Regions from separate parts of the Mus musculus genome. Here region 2 is linked to region 1. Evidence: chromatin loops called from intact Hi-C (ENCODE). Cell type or tissue: heart. All regions are shown on one strand. Each heading gives the region's core, and the rest is flanking DNA. Links, peaks and the distances in the headings are about the cores only.

Evidence for each region. Hi-C counts contacts between places; a loop is a spot of excess contacts. Peaks named below come from ENCODE experiments on the same cell type or tissue, not always from the same donor. Only the 100,000 strongest peaks of a DNase experiment are listed, where the experiment ranks them.
Region 2: it touches region 1 in a loop (2.2-fold over the local background); 4 of 42 quality-filtered maps call a loop at or near these places.

Annotation. Positions count from the first base shown.
Region 1 is chr5:64,395,927-64,398,841 of GRCm38, forward strand. No RefSeq gene overlaps it. Among named protein-coding and RNA genes, the nearest start is that of Gm43837, 19 kb to the left of the region's middle. In heart, for the core only: no CTCF peak of the experiment used is centred there; no DNase peak of the experiment used is centred there.
Region 2 is chr5:64,462,162-64,465,076 of GRCm38, forward strand. 1700027F09Rik (RIKEN cDNA 1700027F09 gene) reads right to left here. Exons shown (of 3, transcript NR_040681.1): 2 at 264-407. Among named protein-coding and RNA genes, the nearest start is that of 1700027F09Rik, 4.3 kb to the right of the region's middle. In heart, for the core only: no CTCF peak of the experiment used is centred there; a DNase peak (open chromatin) is centred at 1,650.

The DNA.
Region 1 (2,915 bases), core at 244-2,743:
TTTAAGTCTATTTTCCAGTATCTTCACTGAACTCCCACAGTAGTTGTGGGAAGTGTTGGTCACTGTCTACTTAATGGACACGAGGACCCAAGCCGACCACAGTTGCCAGGATGACAAATGGCAAAGTCAGAGCTTAGATTTAGGGCTTTTTGGATCCAAAAGTAGGCATTTAGCCACTAAAGGGTAGAGGTTTTGTGTTTTTGTTGTTGTTGTTTGCTGCAAAAATGGTACACTGTTCAAGGGAATAATTATGAAGGCTGCAGGAATGTGTGAGTGCAGGCAGAGGTAGATTCATTTATAATTCAAGATTCCGTGATGACAAAGAAAGGACAAATGTCTAACTCGTGTGCTGGTGGCAGTGGGTGAAGCTGAGCATGGGTGTAAACAATCACTGAGAGATGGGACAAACTCAGAGAAGCGTCATTGTTAAGATGACAGAAGGGTTTCCTTCCTCTTTCCATTTCCTCTTCCTTTTCTATTTCCTTCATTTTTCTTCCCCTGCCTTGTCTTTTCCATTCAATTCCCTTTCAACTTTTGAATCATGTGTACTCGGATGTGTCTACGTGGGAGTGTGCACCATGGGTACAGTAGCTGATGAAGGCCAGAAGAGGGTGTTGGATTCCTGTAGGCTGGGAATTGAACTTGGGTCCTCTGCAAGAGCAGCATGTACTCTTAACCACTGAGCCATTTCTTTTTCCCTTCCCCCATTCGACTCTGGGACAGGCTACTCTTGAATTCTTCATCTTTCTGTCTCAGCCTCCCTCCCGAGAGCTGGGATTACAGAGCTGTAACACCATGGCTGACTGAAATTGTCTTTGCTATTGTTGATGCGTATTTGTGATTCATGCTTGACAGATGAGACTTTTCCTTAGGGTAGAAAGATTACCTAACTTAGTCTTAAAGTGTGTCAAATTAAATCAAGACTTGGCACTCTATGCTGAGGCAGGGGACTTAGGTGCAAGAGTCCAGTCCTTTGTGATGAAATCTCTGGTTCTTGAACCTTCAATCTACCCAAGGATGTGTAAGAGACCCAGCCGACTGAGGGCAAATGTGCCTCTTCTCCATTCAACCCAAAGGGAAATGGAACTAGGTTCAGAGCGACATTCTAGAAGCTACAGTAGTATTTAAGCTCCTTGTTCTGTGACTTTGGATTTTGAAAAGACTTAAAATGTAGGGCCAGGTTCAGACATTTTGAGATTAATCATTTTCTTCTTGGACTAGAGTACTTTAATCATACTGTGTTTCTCTAGCTAATGTGGCCTTAAGAACAATTTTAGCACACACTTGTCCACAGTTTTTATTAGAAGGAGAACTATGAAAACATAGAATGTGGCCTTCATGTCGTGACTGCCATTGGAAAAAACGGCAACCCTGAGCTTCCCCATGGCTTTGGGCCTCAACAAGGACCCAAAGGTAATGAAGAACGTAAGCAAGGCATACCTGGTGTCTCAGGCACCCCAGCAAATACACCAAGTCCCTGCAAGACGAGATCTGATGGAGTGCCATGGAGCTGCTCCAGGTGACCAAGGGCAAGGGAGCTCTCTAGCGCATCAGGAAGAGAGTGGGCATGCGCACCCGTACAAGAGGCGATGGGAGGAGCAAAGCGGGAGAAGCTGAGCCCTGTGCAGACATCCATGAGAAAGGCCAGGGCCAAGAAGGACCGATGCACTGCCCTGCAGCCTCCTAAATGTTTATGCCTGGTGGTGGTGGTGGTGGTGGTGGTGGTGGTGGGAGGGGAGAGTCACGTGTGAATCCTAAGTACGAACTTTTTTTTTTTATTAAAGGAATTATCATTTGGGATAGGTTTATAAGCAAATTCCTTCATTCTATATTGTGTGCTTTTGTGAACGTAGCTAAGGCTCTTTCTTTTCTTCACGTACAAACACCGGCTGTCTCCCCCATTCTCTGATCGTTCACAGGTTTGATTGTTTATCTGGGTCCAATCGATTGTCGTCTATCTCTCCTGAAGATAGATTTTCACCCTCCTAACCTCAAAACCGAAGTCTAGTCTAACAATCATCTTAGAGTTTGACTGTCAACCCCTCTTACCTGAAAAGTTGCCTCCCGAGATGTTGAGAGGCACTTTGTTGCCTATAGTCTATAGCAAGGATGAAGAAGTCCCTCTTACTGATCTTTATCCATCGCTAAGTATTACTTGGTCTAGATGAACATCCAAGAACTATAACTCTCCATCTAAAGTTTCCTTGTTTCCAATTCAAATCTTCCAGTCTTTTGTTAAAGCTACCTCGAGACTGATTTCGGTTCATAACGTTTTAAGAAGTAGCACAATGATCAGCTTCCTTGGATTTGCTGTGTTGGGCCTGGTGGACCTGAGGCCAGCGATGTGAATTCCCAGGTACCTTTGCCCAGGAGTCGCACAGATGTCCCTGCACTAGCGGAGTCTGTCTATGGCAGCTGTCCTTGCACCTGTGCCTCCCTTCCTTGAGTTTCCGAGAATCATGGGCACGCTTGTGAGCGTGTTTGATTTTCCTTCCCACCTGCCCTTTCTTTGGCACCGTCTCTGCTCTCCTTCAAGCCCTGACTACACCCACCAATGCAAACACGTCATCATGTTTATCCCCACCCGGCCACACTTTTATGCCCCACACCCGTCTCACAGCAAGACTATAATGATGTCTTCGACACCTCCAACGCTTTACACCAAATTAATTTCTTGAGTTAATACCTGTTCAAGCAAACAATTAGCTTTTAAGCAGAGATTGATGGGCCCTCTCCATTCCCATGAGCCCCTTTGTTTTTCTTTAGCAAATCTTCTATTTCTTTCTACTCATCCTGGAATTAATGGGCATTCTGAACAATACTGGCTAAATAAATCTCACCCCCTTCATAGGATATAGATTTACTCTTGTGCCTTAAGATTTCAAGTTCCTCACATCCAGAAAGTTTCTAGTCTT
Region 2 (2,915 bases), core at 196-2,695, 66 kb after region 1:
GAGTCAAGGCGAGGCTGTGATTGATTATGACATGATACATTATGGTATTTATAATATATAATAAAAGCATAATATGATATCTTCCTATACTCCACCCTATATAGCAGGCAGAAATGGAGCGATTAGAATTTGGTCTCTGGTCTCTATTAAGCCTGCAAGACCCAGCAGCTGCCACCCTACCTCTCCACCCTCTCTAAGCTTCTGGTATTGAACACTTTAAAGGTGTAAGCTGTTACTTTAAGGAGGGGCAAAGTTTGACTTACACAATTAATGAGAGCTTTAAGGAATGCAGTGCCCATGGCTGGTGCCAAGGAGGTGGGCAGCTGTAATTCAGATGAATGTCTATATGGTCCTCTTCCCACTGTTCACACACCCCAACCTTCTCCAGGAAGGGCTGCTGCAGGAGTCTGTAGAGGAAGAAAGAGAATTCCTCACACGTACAACCCTTCTCCACAAGTGGCTTCTGCGGGGGCGTCAGTACAGCAAGAGAAAACCTTGGTTAAATGCCTGAATCATCTTTCCTAGCTCCACAGGTTTCTGAGCTGGCTCCAGACTTGACTTAAAAGGGGAGGGGTGAGATGGACAGGGTGGGGAGGGGAGAAGGAGGAGAAGGGGGAATAGGGTTGGGAGGAGGCAGGATGGGCAGTGCAAGGGGTATGGGGTGAATAGCATCTTTTATTGCAGAACACTTTCCTGAGGGCTTATTTTCTGAATGTCAATCAAGATGAAGGTGTTATTTTAAGGAGCTAAGAACTCCATGTGGGGGCTTGGCTGTTAAACTTTTATTCAGTCAGCCTAGAACCCTGACCCTGAGTTTTGTGTGAGGGCTGAGTCCTGCTGAGAGCCAAGGACATTAAACTTGCTGGGCAGACTAAAGGCTCTCTTCAACTACTTGCCTTTCAGAACAGAGATCCTTCCTGTAAGCAAGAAGCTGCCCTATTCCCCACTCTTCCCCTCCACCCCCCACAGTTTCCATCTCAGGAGCCTAGCCTGACAAGTGTCTGCTAAGGGTTCTGTGAGGAATTATCACAAGATCGCATGAATTATCACAAATATCAAGAGAAATTTGAAAACAAAGATCTATGCCCCTTTAGTGAGAGTAGTTAGAGCACGGAGGCTTGGTTAGAGCAGGGTTAGGGGAAAATCTAGGCTATTGCTTGTTTTTATAAATTAAGTTTTATTGGGACACTGTTAATTGTTTTAAAATGCATTAGTGTATCTGCTTTTGATTAAGACAGCTGAGTGGCATGGGTATGATAGCTTATACAGCCAGTAAAGCCCCAAAATACTTGCTATCAGAAAAAGTGTGCCAACCACTGGGTTAGACACAGCACACACTGCAGAAATACAACCCCAGCTTTACTTCCCAGTCCTCAGGACACTTCCCATCTCCCAAAAACAGCTTCTTGAGTGTGGGAGAGGACCTAGCTGGAGAGTTGATGGCCCCCCAGCCCTGGGCCGCCTGACTCTCCAGAAGCTGAGATACCTGTGCTGTCCAGCATCACCAGGAAAGTGATGGGAGACCTTGGCTTGCTTGCATGATGGGTACTGGGCCTTCTCTTAGTTCCCAGAGCAGCCCTGACCTGCCATTGGCCCAGCCAGCGTTCAGTGTCACAGGGTATTCCAGTAACTAATGAGGAAATGAGAAAATGACGTCAAGGCTGGCTGTATTAATGTCCTGGGGCTGCCACAGCACACTTGCACAAACTGACTGGCCGTAAAGCAAAGAAATGTGTTCTCTTAGCTGTGGAGACAAAAATCCCAAAGTAGAAGTACTCACTATCAGGATTGTACTTCCCCAGCGGCATTTGAGAGGGATGTGGGCCAGGACTCACTTATGACTTCTGGAAACTTCTTGGCTTGTTCATAATGTCCCTTCCTTCTATCTTTACACTTTCTTCCCTCCATGTGGTCTGTGTCTGAATTTCCCCATTTTATAAAGACACACTCATTGAATTAAAGTTCTGAAGACCTAATCACTACCAGTTGTACCTGCAAGGACTATATTATCAAGTAAGGTCACATTTTGAAGTACTGGGGGCTAGAACTTAAATACATGAATTTGAGGAGATGCAAATGAACCCATGGAAGGGATTTTTCTGCTATTGCAAGACCACCCACCCAGTCACATGACATTCCCAGGGCCACATCAAATAGACAGCCACACAGATCACTGTACTAGGGTTGCTGAATGTAGAGAGAATAGTTTATGTCTGTGTGGATGTGGCACCTGTCAATAATAAATCTGATGCCCTACGACTTAGGAAGGAAATAAGAGGTGAGACAAGCAAGAAGCTAAAAGGACTATAGGAGAGTAGCAGGTTTGCCCAGGAAGATGTGAAGAGAAAGACACATGAACCCTGAGCACAGGTAACCAGCTATGTGACAGAATGAAGATTAGAATAAATGGGTTGGGGGTCCTAGTTACGATCATGGTGGGGAGAGGTTTTGGGGACATAGCTCAGATGACAGAGAACTTCCTTGCCCATTGTACAAGAAACCTTAGGTTCCATTCCCAGTACCGTGGCATATATCCATTATCCCAGCACTGGGGCAGTGGAGACAGGAGGATCTGAAAGTCAAGGCCATCCTCAGGTACACAGTGAGTTCCAGGCTAGCCTGAGCTACATGAAACCCTGTCTTAAAAAATAAGGAGAAAAGAACATCGGGAGATGGGAAGATTGTCCTGTTTGCTGGGGGCCCCAGCATAATCTCTGGGGTGGTTGGCATCTATATAGAGGTATGTGAGAGATGACTTATAAGTGTGATGGATGATGTTACACTGGCTTTGAAGAGGGTGGAATGAGCTGAAAGCCAAGCAGTACAGATGGCCCCTGGGAACTGGAGAGGCTAGGAGATGGATTCCTTGCTGGAGGTCATTTCAGATTCCCATTCTCCCAGAGTAAGATGATAAA